2 separate regions of the Mus musculus genome follow, and region 2 is linked to region 1. A link is a loop called in an ENCODE intact Hi-C map of the cell type or tissue named here. Cell type or tissue: gastrocnemius. All regions are shown on one strand.

Region 1 (8,000 bases):
CCCATCACATGGCTTTGTGACATTTTCATGTAATCACAGCTAACCATCTGTCCTTCCGTCAGTCTCTGTTTCTGGCCTCTGCAAGGGAATGTGAAAGGACTTGCTGGTCTTAGGGGTTAATGTGCTACTGTGGGCAACGCCTCTCATGACAGCTTCAGAGCTCTGCTGCTCTGTGGTGGGCCATGGGTGAGGGATGATGCTGAGAGCTCTGGGCATTGGAGGAAGGCATTTGAATAATTATTATCGCTGCCATCACCCCACTGTGGTTAAAAGATTCAATCCATGAAATAAAATAAAAGAAAAAATGTTATGTAATTATTTTAAAAGCAGAAAGTTAAATTATTAATTGAGTTGATGTTGTCTATCTTGAATGTCCCCACCAAAAAAATACCCAACAGTCATACAAGAATGAGAACCTGCTGGTAGACTAAGTCTAACAAATGATATGCAGCTGGCAACTCGCATGTCAGGTGTGTGTCTGTTCTGGCCACACCCTGGGGAACTCAGCCACCATCCCTCTCATGTTGGCTTCTGGACCTGCCACATCCCCTCCCTGTCAGGACTCCAGCAGTGGCCCAGATCACCCAAGTCAATAATGCAGCTGAGTGACTTCTCATGTTCCTAACTCTCTGGAGGATTTGCTCATTAAAGGCCCCGACAGCATTCTGCAGTGTAGTCCACAAGCCTGGGGTGCCATGATTCTCAAGTGCAGTCTTCTGCCCAACCTGAACATCCAACTGGCCCTAGTAGAGCTCTCTGTCCCTAAGCCTCTGTCCCAGCACACAGCTGGATGGACATCTGCCCATGGTAGGTAGATAAGGGCAAGTCTGATTGCTTGTAAGGGCAAAGGTCACAGTTGGGGACAGCGTGGGGTGGCACCTACAGTACATCCTCTGGAGATGGACTTGACTTAATATGCAGTCAGACTGTCACTGAGCGAGGTCATTTGCTCTCTTTCATGAGGTCCATGAGGACTGTTCTCGGGAGGGCCTGGCCTCAGCTTTTCCACAGCTGGGCTCTGAATGATCAGAGTAATGATGCACAGTGATGCTACCAACCACGGGTGCCAGTGCTGGCTGCATCACAGAGTCCTAGGGTCCAGACCAGGGGTTGGCACTGTGTGGTTTGAGGAGCCAGCACCTGCCTCTGTAAACAGCTGTGTTGGGCAGAGACTTAGTAGTGTACACACTGCCTTTGGCGGCTTTCCCAGGACTACAGTGGAGTGGAAAAGCTGCATGGAGACTGCCTGGCAAGCAAAGTCTAAAATATTTATGATCTGCCCTCTTACAGAAAGTGCTTTCAGGGGCCCGATCTCCACTGCTCACCAGGGCGGGCTGAACATCAGCCAAGACCCGTATGCCATCATTAGCTCGTTATCAGATGTGAAAGAGGCCATGGTTTTCAGCCAGTGTACTTTGTAAGGTGCTGTGGTGGCCCAGCATCTCAGGACTAGGAAGAAGGTCACAGGACTGAGAGAAAGATAAAAAAGGGTGTCACACAATAGCCCAGTCTCCTAGTGACAAGCAGCACCTTAGATAAGAGGGGAAAATCCATGGCTTAATTAGGACCAGGTCATTTACCTTTCCTTGTCCTTGTGTTGTTAAAGATTTATTGTATTCTCTTTCTCTCTCTCTCTCTCTCTCTCTCTCTCTCTCTCTCTCTGTGTGTGTGTGTATGGTATCTGTTAACTTACATGTGGAGTCTGTGTCGGCCACATCAGACTCCCTGGAATGGAGTTTCAGGCATTTGTGTGTAGCAGGTGCTCTTAAGCATGAAGTCATTTTCTCCTGTCACACACATACACACTTGCGCATACATGTACACACAGGCACACATATACACACATGCAATGCAGGCACACACAGGTACATATATACATACATGCATGCACATACATGTAAACACACATACACATGCATACACACACATGCATACATACACACATATACACAGGCAAACATATACACACATGCACGTGTTTGTGCACACACACATATACACACAGAGAAAGGTGGTTTTCATGATGTCACTCCAGAACCCTGCACACTCCCCTTTGACTCCGGAAGAAGAGAGATCTCCACGTGTGCCACCCAAGGTCTACATGCAAACACTCACCAAAGACTCAGGATGCAAGGTAATTAAATAGGATTTTTCTGCCTGTGGCCTGTCACCTCCAGCACCAGTTGCTCTCTGATGGTAAGACCTGGTGGCCTGTGAAGCACACAGGAGAGCATACTATCACCAACAGGTTAAATAAAGGAAATGTGTGCTGGCCTTGGAATGGTGTAACATGTCTGTTCTAAGGACACAGATTCCTTGCCCCCAGCAACATTTTAGCAGAGCGGCCTCACGCAGGACACGGTGCTGTGGCGGGCGGTAAGGATCTAAACTGGCCTTGATTCTCCCCGAGTCTGTTCATTTTCACGTGAAGAAGCCAAATGTGTTCTCAGGTTCGTTTCCTTCACACTCTGATTGGTCTGTCAACTTCTATTAATATGTTTCAATGTCCAGTGCTTGGGGCTCCCGCGGCAGCCTTAACTCCTCCAATTGCCTTGTGCAGGGTCAGCCCTTGGAAGCGATGCTGCTTCTGTGTCAGAGATACCGGGAGAACCCTCTTTCCATGGGAGGTACAGAAGTAAAATAAGTCTTCGTTGTTTCAATTCATGAGTGCCTATGCTGATGTGGGATGTGGTACCCATGTTTCTGGTTACATACTTGTGTACACGTATGGAGGCCTGCAGCCAACCTTAAGTATTTATTGTTCCTTGTGAGCTACTCACATTTGAGAGAGAGAGAGAGAGAGAGAGAGAGAGAGAGAGAGAGAGAGAGAGAGAGAGAGAATGTCCATCCTGGAGTTTGCAGATCAGGCTAGGCTGGTGGCCAGCGAACAACAGAGATGTGTCTCTCTCTCTCCCCCATCACTGGGGTACAAGTAGTCCTAGTGTGCTCAAATACTTCATGTGTGTCCCAGGGCTCAAACACTGCTCCTCACAATTGGCTTCTGCAGTGGGCATCTTCTCACTGGGCTATCCTCCCTTCAGGGCCAAGCTCATTTACTGCACATTCCCCATCAGATCTCTAGCTAGGATCAAAGCTGCTGGCTATTCTTTAGAAGGCTGCCCCAGCTCCGGAGCCCCGAGTGAGCATTTGAAAATGAAACTCTGTAATATTTCAGTAGCATACATCACACGAGGTTAAGTCAGATTCTCCTCTCACTTGCATGTAGTGTAGGAAGCTTAAAAGCTAACCAACCTTTATTGTGGAAAAAGAAGAGTACAGTACAGAACAGGGCATCCCATCTCCCCAGGGTTTTTCTGTGAAGTCTTCACAATGCTGTTTTTCTGTAGCACACAGGCTTCAAACAGAGTTAAAGTCCTGGTTTACCTGCATTACCAATAAGAAGTGACAGCCTTCAGCCTCACCCTCTTATGTACACAATCAAAGCCAGGCAGAACGCGCAATCAAACCTGAGACAGGACTTCCAGTGGGTTAAAGTGCTGTCCCTTGCAACAGAAAACTGACTTACTGGGGAACCTGAATTTGATCTAGTGGATGGTTGCAGTCTACAAAGGAAGAAGTAAAAGATTTTCAACAATGAGAGATGTAAGATATAAAACACGCTGTGGTGTTCTGAGTGAAGATGCTCCACGCTGGCTCATAAACTTGAATGCTCAGCTCATGGTTGGTGGAACTGTTCGGAAAGGATTAAGAGGTGTGGCCTTGTTAGAGAAGATATGTCATTGGGATGGACTTTGAGGTTTAAAAGGGCCATTCCATTCCCAGTTAGCTCTCTCTGCCTTCTACTTGTGGACAAAAATGTGAGCTCTCAGCTACTTCTCCAGCTCCATGCCAGATATCATGTTCCCTATTATCATTATCCTTATTATTATTATTAATTTATTACTATTGTTGTTGCTATTATTGGACTTTATCCAGCTTACAACTAGATATGAAGGACTGTAGTGAGCATGAAGACATGAGTCTGTAATCCCGGCCCATTCAAGAGACCTCAAGGCAGTGAGGTGAGTGTGGATACATAGCGACACACTATAAGAAAAACAAAAACAACAAACCTAGACCCAACATCAGTGAGGCAGGGGTGTGGGAAGGGCTCAGGGAGCCTCTGCTCCCTTCGGTTGAAATATTTCCTGCTGATAGAGTCCAGCAGGGGGAGCAGTTGTGCCCACTGGTTATCCCTTCATGCTACAATAGGTAATCTCAGGGTTCATGTAGATGACCCTGGTTGAACTAAATGAGTCACTGCTAAAACCAAACGTCATGAATCTGAGATAGGGACATGTCAGGGAGGGGACTGAGAGCTGTACGAAGGGGAGAGGAGAGGCTGTGGGAAGAAGAGTAACTGAAAGGTATTGCATGAATGAATAAATGTATGTACTTGTCCAGGAACCAACTTAACTGATAAAAAATTTAAGTTTTAAAAAGAAGAACAAAGAGTTAAGATCCCCGATGTTAATCTCTCACACAAAAGCATGGGCAGCCTCTGACTTCTCTCGGGGGAGCCCTAGTTTTCTACATGCATATTTTATGCATGTTTTGCATACACAGCTGATATTATAAACACGATTGGATTTGAATCCCCCACTGAAAAATCTATGCGAAGCAGTAGCTCCACTAACCTGACATCCACAACTTTACTGCAGTCCCTTATTAATTTTGGGAGTTGGGCATCAATTCTTAAGCATTTTCTGCATAGGCAATTATATTCCACCAATGGTGGCTCGGCTTATCACCATCTTTTTTCTCCTCTATCTAAGACACTCAGGATGAGGCTAAAGAAAGATTGTGAGAGGAAGCACCCTTTGTCTTGTGAGGGGAAAAGATTGAAACATTTTACAGAAGTATAATGCCAACTGTTGGTGCTAAAGAACTGCTCTTTTCTTTTTAAAAATATTTTTAATTATTGTGTATGAGTGTGCATGTGTGTATGTGCATGAAACCCAATCTCTCCATCTCCCTCCCCTCTCTCTGTGTCCCTGTCCCTGTGTGTGTGTGTGTGTGTGTGTGTGTGTGTGTGTGTGTGTGTGTGTGTGTGTGTATACACGTGCACATGAGTGCAGTACCCATGGAAGCCACAAAAGGACTTCTGATTCAATGGGGCTGGAGCTACAGGCAGTTTAGGCCACTGATGTGGTTGCTGGGAACCAAACTCTGGTCCTCTGCAAGAGTCAAAATGTATCCTTAACCAGGAGACATCTCTCCAGTCTTTGTTTTCTTTCAACATAATATTGGGAAGGTTCCTCTCTAGTCTTATTCTGTTGTTGTGTCCTTGCCATAAGTGGTATTAAGTTTGCCTGGTGGTTTTTCCTGCACCACTTGATATTATTGTACGGTTTTCTCTATGTACTGGATAAAAAGGTTTGTGGAACATACTTGACCCTTTTCCAAGTTCTGTCATTCCCACATGCTTGGCACGAATTCTTCTTGGCTGTGGTGCATCTGAGCGCCATTAGACTGTGTTTCCTGATACGTTGGAAGATTTCTACACGTGTGTTCACGAGAGGTTCTGTGAGTGGTTTTACTTTCTTTCAGGGTTGTTTTCTATTTGGGGGATACTATGATTCTGATCTCACAGGCAGAATCCTGTTTATGCTCCTGTTCTTAAAAGAAATCACAAATAATGCATAAAAACTGCTTATTAAACATGTAGTAGAATTCACCAGAAGTGTGGTGTCTGTGTGTGTGTGTATGTGTGTGTGTGTGTGTGTGTGTGTATGTGTGTGTGTGTGTGTGTGTGGTGGATCACTAACAAACAGTCCAATGTCCTCTTCCTATTTAATCTCATTATGTAAGTTTTCCCTCTTCTATCTTTCAAAGAGTAGGTCTATTTACTATTCAAATATCAGATATCAAATTTGTAATGACTAGTTTGTTAAATTTTCTTAATTATAACTTCAATATTTATGAGATCAGACAGCAGTAATGGTGTCTGTTTTAAAATTTTATTTTATTTTTTTATGTGTGTGAGTTTTGGCTACATGTATGTCTGTTCAACATGGTGCTAGTAGAGGCCACAAGAGAGTGTAGGATCCCTGAAAATGGCGGTTATGGATGATTGCAATTCACCATGTAAGTTATGAGAAGTGAACTGAGCTCAGATCCACTTCAAGAGCAACAAAAGTTCTTAACTTTTGAGTCATCTGCACCCATGGCCTCTTTGGTTTACTCCCCCATCCCAACAGGGATAGGGTATATATGGTATTGTCCTCATTTTCTTATACTATTAAGGCTACTATAGCACAACACCAGAGGCCAAGTTTTAGCCATAGTTGGCTACAATGCTTTGGTTCCAATTAGGACATAAGAGCATGCTCATTCAGGAGCAATCTGGATTGGCTAATGAAGGACATGTGTGTGTGTGTGTATGTGTGTGTGTGCGCGCACACACACACACACACACACACACACACACACACACACACACACACACACACACACACATCAGTTAATTTATGCTATGCTGTGACTAGCTCAAAGGCTGGGCACTCCTAAACCTTCCCTACTAACAAATGCTCTGCTCCAGTACTCCTGAGACTACTAAACCTTCCCCTGCTATCCCAGGCCCAAGCGGGGAAGTGGCCAGTGGCTCCTTATATCCCATCCTTCTTCCCTGAGTCATGGTGGTTCTCTATCTTCTTCTCTCCCAATTCCAAGCCTGGGCAATCTAAAAGCTCCCTTCCCTCTCTCTCTCCACCTAGCTATTGGTCTGTGACTCTTTATTGATCAATCAAAAGCCAGTTGGGGACAGGGACCTTCAGCATTTAGACCTGCAGATTCCTGAATAATTCGAAGCATTAGAACCAATCCCCAACACAGAGTGGTTTATAAACAGCAAAGGTCTGTGTCTCACTGTTCTGGAAGTCACAATCCTAGATTGAGGGCACCAGATCTGATGTCCTCGTTCATGGATGGAACCTTATCACTGTGTCCTGACACTGATGGGTAGGGGTGGGGCAACTCTCTGAAGCCAACTACGACCCCATCACCTCCCAAGGGACTCAGCTTGGGGGTTGGTTTCAGGGTGTGACTTTGGCGAGGGCCACAGGAAGTCCACTGCATCGGTCTTCAGGTGTGTTGACTTTCTTTGTTGGTGTTGTTTCCAACATCCTTGGCTTTCTTTTCAGGTCTCATCATATCTGTCCTGGGCTTGCTCTGGGCTGCATGCACCTGCCTTTCCACCTCATTCCCTGAGGTGGAACGCACACTATGAATCTTCCATTTTCCGTATTTTCCGATCACTGCATTTCATTCCAGAAGCTTCCTGTGTACACTGCGTTCTCCACAACCCGCAGATTCTGATGAGTTACATTTTCATGTTCATTTAGTTTGAAATATTGTAAATCTCACTTCAGTCTTCTAGCTTTGGGCTATGTGATATTGAAATGCATGTGGTTCAATCTTGGCTTCCTGGAGCATGCCCTCTCCTCTGGTTTGCCTGGTAGGACACAGACTGAATTTTACAGTCTTTTACTAGTGTCCTGACTCAGCTCACTTCTTGTCGCATTTGCCACGGAGAGTCCCAGATGGGAAGCAGACTTGCTTTGTCTCTTCCCCTTTCTGTTGTCCTTGTGCATCTTCCATGACAGTTCTCTCTCCTCTCTGGCTGAAGGTCCTACTGAGGAGACTGCTAACCTGCAGCTCCTGCCAGACTCTGTGCCAGGCCTCTGTCCGCTCATTCCTGGCCCTGCTCTAGGACAACAGAGTGGTCTGCAGTTACCAGTCTTTGGGCTCCTTTGTCTTTCTTTTGATTGTTCGCCCCTCTAACACCCTAGAACTAGCTCCATGTATTAAATTGTTCCCTAAACCCAGGGAAATTCTCTTTCTCTGACTACCCCCAGCATGGCTCACTCAAGTATGGCCTCTTTTTATCTTGATTCTCTGTGCACATCTTTTTTCTATCCTGTGTTTCAAAATTGCTCTTCTGTGACTTTGTTCTCCTGACTCACAACGTCACTGGCAGCGCCTGCCTTGAGATGATTCTA
Region 2 (8,000 bases), 260 kb after region 1:
CAATCCCTTCACTTGCAAAGACTCATGCTATGCGGTTTATCCATGAGTGTGCTCTCAATGCGTTCGGCTAAGCTTCTTAATCCCACATACAAATATTCAGAAGGGAATTATAGCATTCACTTACACACAAGAAAGGAAGAACTGTTCCACAAAAGACAAACACCGATGACCGAAATAGAAAAATAAAAATTAACCCAGGCGTGATGGTACAATGGGGCAGGCCTGTAATCCCAGCTACTGGAGAGGCCAAGGAAAAGCCTGGGGAAAGACTCAGTGGCTAAAAGCATTTGTGTGCAGGTCTGAGTTCCGATCCCCAGAACCTACGTAAAACCAAATTCGATATCAGAAATGTCTAGAATCCCAGCACATCCCTGCAGGGGGATGGGATGGGAAGACTGGAGACCTCCAAGCCCTCAAGAGCCAGCTGGCCTGGCTTATAAAGCAGCAGGAGACCTGGCTCAACTGCTGCAAAGTGGGAGGAGCAACGTCTGAGGGTCAGGATCCCAAGGGATTGGGTGGGGGAGGGGCACGTCTGTTTTACCATTTCCTGTGAGGTGGCTCCAGTCTCCGGTTACTTTGTGAGCAAACCTCAGGGCTGGGAGCTCCCAATGCTTGCACGTGAGCCGCACATTAATAATAATTATAAAACTGAGCTTTACTTAACGAAAGAAGATGCACACCAGCTCGAAAACAAAGCACACATGGGTCACTGCATGTGTAGGATCGCAGAAGAAAACCTGTGAGTCCCAGATCCCTGGACCGTCCTCTCAAAATCACCAGGCAGGGTGAGTTTGCTCTCTCCCTGGTGATATTTGGTGATAGTGAGGACACATTTAAAATACATACACACAGGGACAGCGGCAGCACCTAGTGGGTGGAGAACCAATGAGGTTCAACATCATGGTTTGCATGGAAGCCCAGAGCAAGAATCCCATGCTCATCACTGGTGAACACCTGTGAGAGTGGCCTGTGTCATCACTGAGCTAAGCAACACAGAGGAGCTGGTGTCTGGGATAGGGGTGAGGGAGGTGAGAACCAGCAATTGTCAGCTACCAGCATGCTTTCTGTCATGTGACCTCTTCAGTTCCTCCTTCCTGGCAGCCTCTGGGGGTGGGCAACCATACTGTTGCCAGGCAGGAGGCAGAGTCAAGGCATCACAGGGGGCAGGTCTGGACCCAGAGCATGTCTACAGCTTAGGACAAAGCCCGAAAGCATGGCTCACCTTCCCTTCCAGGGCCAGAGGCGACACGACCCTCAGCTTTCTGCCTGCCCTGGAGTCCAGCACACAGTAGACACCAATGGATGCATGTCAAGTTGATTCAACTCCAGGAGAAGCCGGGGTGGCTAGGGTGAGCGTCCAAGCCCAGGCTGCCAGGACAGAGTTAAACTTGCATGTGATTGCTTGTGGAACTGCATTTGGTAGTTGGCAGAGCCCCATTGCAGGCTCCAGGACAGATGAAAAGCATATGGCCCTTGTTGCTACAGCACTTCCACTCCTGTGTGGAGACAGATGTGCACAGCATTAAATATCTGAGAAAGCAGACTGCGGTAAATACTACAGCAATGCACAGTGTGAGGGCGGGGCAGATGCTGGTGTAGGATCCAAGAAGTGTGTATCTCCTTCAGTCCTGTGGACCCCCAAGCTCCCAGAGATATACCTCATCTGTGCCCAATGCACACATGCTCACCGGGCCCCAGCAGAGGAAATCTGGTTGGCATTTATTGGCCAAGAGAATGAAGACCACTGGGAACTTGCCAAGGTCACTTGCCAAAGTCACTCCACATGGGGCATCCCTTTGAGCCCGCTCACTTCCGGTGTGGAGCAGCTCCATTTGTACGCTGGCCTCCAGCAGGCGTCTGCAAAGCGGTAACAATGACACAGGCCTGACAGAGAAGTCAGGTCAGGATCAGCTGACTGATCCACAGCAAGCACCTGGGGTGAAACAGCAGACTCAGGGAAATGCCAGCTAAGATGGCTGCCATCTCCGCACTGCCCCTGAACCAACTGCTGCTTGAATGCCTACATCCAAGTAAGTGTCTCTGCCCCACTGTGGCTTTACCCAGCTCTCAAACCAAGTCATGCCTCCCTGCTCCCCAGCACCACAAAGCTTCAGTATCCCTTAACACTGGAACCCTTGAGGCAGTGAGGACATTGCACCAACCACCATGTGCAGACTCTCAAGAAAGCCCAGCACCTCCCCAATCCCCACAGCTCTGTGTGGATGAAAAACTCAGCTGACAGAGGCTTTCTGTTCCTAACTAAACCTCATTATATTTGTACTTAAAAATTTATTGTTATTTTTTAGTTATAATAATGTGTACTTGCCTGTGTATGTAAGTGCCTGCAGAGGCCAGAGGAGGTGTCAGATCCTCCTGGGGCTGGAGTTACAAGCAGCTGTGTGCCACCCACTGCGCAGGCTGGAAACTCAACTCCTGGCAGGAGAGCAGGCTCGACCACTGAGATGTCTCTCCAGCCCGAATTTTTGTATTTTAATTTCTTTCCCTGTACTCTTTTATGAAAATTGAGCCAGATGAAAGCATCCATTTGTACAGTTAAAGGAGCGTTGCATTGGATTGTGCAGTCCGGCGCTGATTTTAAAGGGAGATAGGGAGGAAGGACAGGAGCGAAACGAGCATCCACTTGGATTGGCGATGTGCCAGGCCCTGAGAACACGCAGCTTCTAAAGGCGTTTCTACTCTCAAGGATCCCTGTAAACCATGGGGGAGACAGAGGGGACGCAGGACATGACAATGACTTGAAGAGTGAGCAGAAATGTGCACGCTGTGTAGCCGAGTCAGCTCAAGCTGCTAGGACCTGAATCCTGCAGGACAGAATTTTGGAAGACAGTCCAAATGGGGGCAACACTTTACAAAGTGAAAGTTATTTCCAAAACTCGGACTCCCAGATGGCACAGCTTGTGCCACTCACTGCAGGTAGCCAGAGACAGATACAAATCCACAGGCCTTTACTCACTATACCTGTGTTCCTGGAAGGCATTAATAATCAATCCCTGCCTTCAGAGCCAGAGAGCTCAAACATGCGTGCCTATTTGTTATGTCTGTACCCCTGGCAGGCATTACTAATCAAGCTCAACCCTGGGTGCCAAAGATTTTGACCTAACTCTGGACTCCTCCTCCAAGTGGGACTCCAAGCATCTGCCGTTCAACAGCTGGAACAGCTAAGACTATCAGTGTGGACACAGGGCAAGGGGCCTATCACAGCTGCTCTCCAGAGAGAGGAGTACTGGAGCAGCAAGCAAACTGGCAGCTTTGTCCCACCCTCAGCATCTTGTAGCTCGACTTGGGAGCTCCATTATCCAGGTGCCCTTTGCTCTCTGCTCTGCTGGACTCTTGCTGCCTCGGGACTCTGGCTGTAATTAAACCTGGATGGGCACTGTGGTCCTTGGTCATGACCTCCTGGCTCAGATCTCCATTTTGCTCTTGGCCTCTGACTTTCTGGAACAGTACCCAGGACTCCTTCCATGACTTCTGCCCAGGGTTCTCCAGCAGGGCAAGCATTTAAAGCAACCCTGGATCCCCATGTCAGCTCTGCCGGATGGACGGATGGACGGATGAACGTACAGGAGACCCAGCCTTTGTTAACTCCGTTGGTGCTGGAGGAGCCTGCTTCAGGCCTCCCATCTCACATGGCTGCCCTGCTCAGCACCTGTTAGCCACATCAGCTCTGCCAACACAGCCCTGCACCCTCCAAAGTCCATCTAACTTTCTGTAGTTTCCTTTGGGGACGCATGAAGCCATCTATGTGTTTTTACGGTTCTCAGAGCTCACTCTGCTTGTCTGTGTGAACGCTGCTTAGCAGCCCCATTCCGATGGAACCGAGACTCACACAGGAAAACTCAACTTTCACTAATGTGGACAAGCATTGCTCTACCACAGCGCACAACAGCAGCCTCGAGGGCCTGGAGCTGGGAACCGGAGCCAGGTAGACGGGAAAGGTCATGATCACGTGTTCAGAGCACTGAAAACTGAGTAGCTCAGAGTGTGTTCTGCAGCTGAGTTCTGTTCTCAATTATTCACGATCTTGACTGGGATTCAAGGTCACTGTATCTCCGCATCTTTCATTCTGAGAGGACCACGTGGTGCTGTCCACTCCCAATAGGCTGCCACGAGTACAAAGCTGTGCAGAGACAGGCCAGCTGCAACAGGCAGGGTTTGCAGTATACATACATCCCTGACAGATGGACCCGAGCTCAGCCGGGCTGGGCTGTGGATCCTGAGCATAACTGAAAGTTCCTTCCTGCAGAAGAGAGAAAGGTCCCAGGCTGGACCCAAATCCCAGCGCCGGGCACATCTGAATCATTTCCATGGACACAATCCAGAAGGCCTGATGGTCAGCCATGCCCACTCCTTCCTGCCCACAGTGTCTACCTGCAAGAAGCAACCACCAACAGCCCTGGGCTCTACAAAGCTGTGAGACACCCCCCCCCCCCCCCCACACACACACACACTCGCTCTCTGATGAGGGAACAGGGCATTTGCATGTGTTTTTGTTTAGAAGAGGACAAGAATGAAGAACTTGAAAACTGAAGCCTAACTGGCTGGTCTCCCTTGAACCGCTCTGGCTGGATGCACACCCTCGGAAGTTCTCAAAGACTTATTTTCAAAGGGCTTATTTCTGAAGATTTCAAAAACGATGGTCAAATATAATCTTCTCTTTTTTCTTTCTGAAGAATAGCACATCTCAAAGTTATCTGAGTTTTACAGCCTGGAAGTTGTGAAGAATAGATCCTGGCCTGCTAGGCCCAAACAACAAAAGCAGGCAGCCCACCTGTATGCAGTGTAATCTCTTTTTGTTTTGTAATTACGGCCATCCCTGGGCCTGAGTAATGGAGAGCAAGGCAACAGCGCCATCTGTAGGTGGAGAGTGGCAGCGCAGACAGGACTCTGCCAACAGTGGCTCCGGTGTGCACGCCTTCCACACACTTGCACTCAGAACACACACACACTGACACATCACACACATGTGCACGAAAGGACACCACATCCACCACATACACATATCACAAATATACACGTTTACATGTCAGTGTACACACCAACAAACATCCACATATCTACATGTATGCATAACACATACACAGCACAGACCTATACACAAACACACTTCGCACATATTCATATAAATGCACACAAATTCACTATACACGCCATCCCACATACCCCATGATTCACACATGCAGATACGCACATGCACAATGATATCACACACATGTGCACACATACACACACCACATGCACACACCACACACCAAGCCCATACCATACCACACACAAAGAAACCACATATGTCTACCACTCATGTACCAACTTTATACATACAAAACCACCACACACACATCAAGGACACACCTTCTGCACACCCCATACACTACATAAGCACACACATACACACCACACATGTACACGCACACATGCACACACACACACACACACACACACACACATACACACCGCACTTCGGGAAGAGCTGAGTGCAGAGTTCTGTTATCTGAAGAGTAAATAAGTGGCCGTGATTACACTGGAGTGGGTTTGCTACATCTGTGAAGTTTCTAATTTTCTGTTCTCTTTTATCTGTAATTATTCCCATGTTAGGGCCTCCCCCTGTATAAATATTACTCATATGCAACACAAAAGACTAAGGGACACTCACTGCTATAACTGTTTAGTAGGGAAACATGTAAACCATCTTTGTGCTTATTAATGGAGCCTGGTTAAATTGATAGAGGCCTCTGAGGCAGTGAGGCTTGTGAAAACCTCACAGCTAGGAGGGCGCCAGGCAGAGGAGGGAGCAGGGGCATTGCCACTTAGAAGCTGAGGCTGCAAATGCAGCCTGGACAGTCTGACGTGGCTTGCACCGCTTTTGTACGATGAGTGCTCATGTAATCCTGAGCTCGTGGCATATTTGATAGAATATTTGATATTTGATGTCACATTTGACAGAATGTGCTGCAATCTGTGACATTCCAGTGACCATCCCATTATCCTCCCAGGTCTCCGCAAGACAGATTTCCTAATCCTTAAGTGTTGATGAATCGGTGTTATTTTGGCTGAGTGCAAGATTAGTTATGCAAACAGCTTCCCTGGAACTGTGAAGCCATGTCTCCACTGTCTCCCGGTATCTATTGCTGGCACGGGGAAGCCGAACACTGCTAGAATTCTGCCTCTAAGCCAAAAATATCATTTTTCTTTCTGGGGGTTTTGAATAATCTGATCCTTTTCTGTTCTTCTGGAATTTCCCCCCTACGTGTCTAGGGTGGGTCTTTCCTCCTCTCAGAACCATTACTGGGTCTTAATTTTCCTTGTTCTCTGGTCCCTTCTCTCCTTCCGGGATTCTTTAAGGAGGTGTGGATCTTAAGGGGTTACTGTCCGCATGGTTCGGCTCTCCTTGTATCTACACATCCCTGTGGGATTCCTGAAGTGTCCTGAAAGCTTTAGCTGTGTCTCCTCTGCCCTCTGCCCACAGATCAGCTTGGGATTTTGATGTTCCCATTTCTAACTTCCTGGCTTCTGTGCCTACCTGGTTTGGGGTGTACTTATCTCTCTTTGCTCTTTTTAGTCTGCTCACTGAACCGGCTAGCCCTGCTCCGAGAGCGTCTGGCTCCTTCCATCTGTTGCACTGGTATCGCACGTGTCTACTGTTGATTCTCCTCAAGTGTCTGCTGCCCCACCGCTCTAAGCTCCAAGCACTGAACCCATTGCTTTTCTTCCAGGGAATGAGACCCACTGCCCCTGGGTTGACAGATCTTGTTTTCTGGGTGTGAAGCCTACCCTCCCCCACCTTGCCTTCCTGAGGTCACAGCATTCAGTCTTGTCACCCCAGAGCTTGCAGTAACTGCTTTGGCCTCAGGCTAAGCCATTGCTGTATGACACATGGAAAAATAAGACAGAGCTACTGCATGTAATTTTAGCTCCCTCAGCTCAGTTCTCGGAAGCCCCACCCTTACCTCCCAGGTCTGTTCTGTCCTCTTGGGTATCTGTCATTCTTTGCTCTCTGCATCCCTCAGTCAGCTGCAAGGATTACCTGCCTCTCTTCTGTCTTCAAGGCTCTCTGGTCTCCTGCAGGGGACATGGCTGGCTAGGATTTCAAGTTGTATTTTTTAAATATAACGTGTGAGGGATTTGACATGTAGGAGGAAGGGATCCTGCTCCTGTGGCCATTTGTCTTCCCTGATTTAACAACTCCAGGAAACAGGTGAGTTACTGTTGCCTGTGCCATCACAGGGGATGGGTGACAGCCTCCCGCCTCCCCACCTCCCCAGGGGAGAATGAAGGTCACAGAAAGCATGCTCTGTGGTGTTACCCAACTCAGTTTGTGTCTGCTTATTTCTCGTGACTCTGAATAAGGACAAATGTTAAATATCTGGTCATCGGCATCTTGTAGCAGATTTGGCAACAATTCATTTGTTAAAACATTTGTGTTCGTTCTCTTTTCAGGGTTAGATGCTTTCAGCTAGAACATCTGGTTTCTGTGTTTACAAAGTCTTACCGAGTGTGATAAGTACTTAGAGCCATTTTCTCTTCTGCTGTCATAACCCAGATATCTTTCCTGTTGCAACAATGAGTCGCTCGCTGGTTGCCACCCAGGGGTTTGGCTTGGAGACCCTTCTCACTTCTTTCTCCTTTCTCATGCTCTCCGTGGAGAGTGGACACTGGCTTCGTCTTACAGAATGATGTCCTTGGCGTTAGTGTGGAAGGAGCATCCAGACCCAAGCTTCCAGAAGAAGCATCTTTCAGGCTGATGAGATCGAGAGGCTGGTGCTACTCCAGGCATTATGCACAATCACCTTGGCAGGATGACAAGCCATAGGAAGCCCAGGGTGACCGGTCTCCGAAGCCCTCATGGTGTAGACACTAAGAGGTTATTCCCAACGAGATGCTAAGAGAGATGAAACAGCAGGAAGCTTGCCATTTAGACCGGTCCAGCCTCACTTCAACTAACCACTTCTCTTGTTCACCAACGGAACCTACCACCTTCCCAT

Evidence for each region. Hi-C counts contacts between places; a loop is a spot of excess contacts. Peaks named below come from ENCODE experiments on the same cell type or tissue, not always from the same donor. Only the 100,000 strongest peaks of a DNase experiment are listed, where the experiment ranks them.
Region 2: a loop joins it to region 1, with 2.6 times the contacts of the local background. A loop is called at or near these places in 8 of 42 quality-filtered maps.

What each region holds. Positions count from the first base shown.
Region 1 is chr2:178,882,060-178,890,059 of GRCm38, reverse strand. No RefSeq gene overlaps it. Among named protein-coding and RNA genes, the nearest start is that of Gm35888, 35 kb to the right of the region's middle. In gastrocnemius, a CTCF peak has its summit at 4,164 (motif pointing right); a DNase peak (open chromatin) is centred at 4,154.
Region 2 is chr2:178,626,821-178,634,820 of GRCm38, reverse strand. Gm40031 (a long non-coding RNA gene) reads right to left here and starts at 63. Exons shown (of 3, transcript XR_867146.2): 1 at 1-63. In gastrocnemius, no CTCF peak of the experiment used is centred here; DNase peaks (open chromatin) are centred at 1,801, 2,416, 2,665, 4,876 and 3 more places.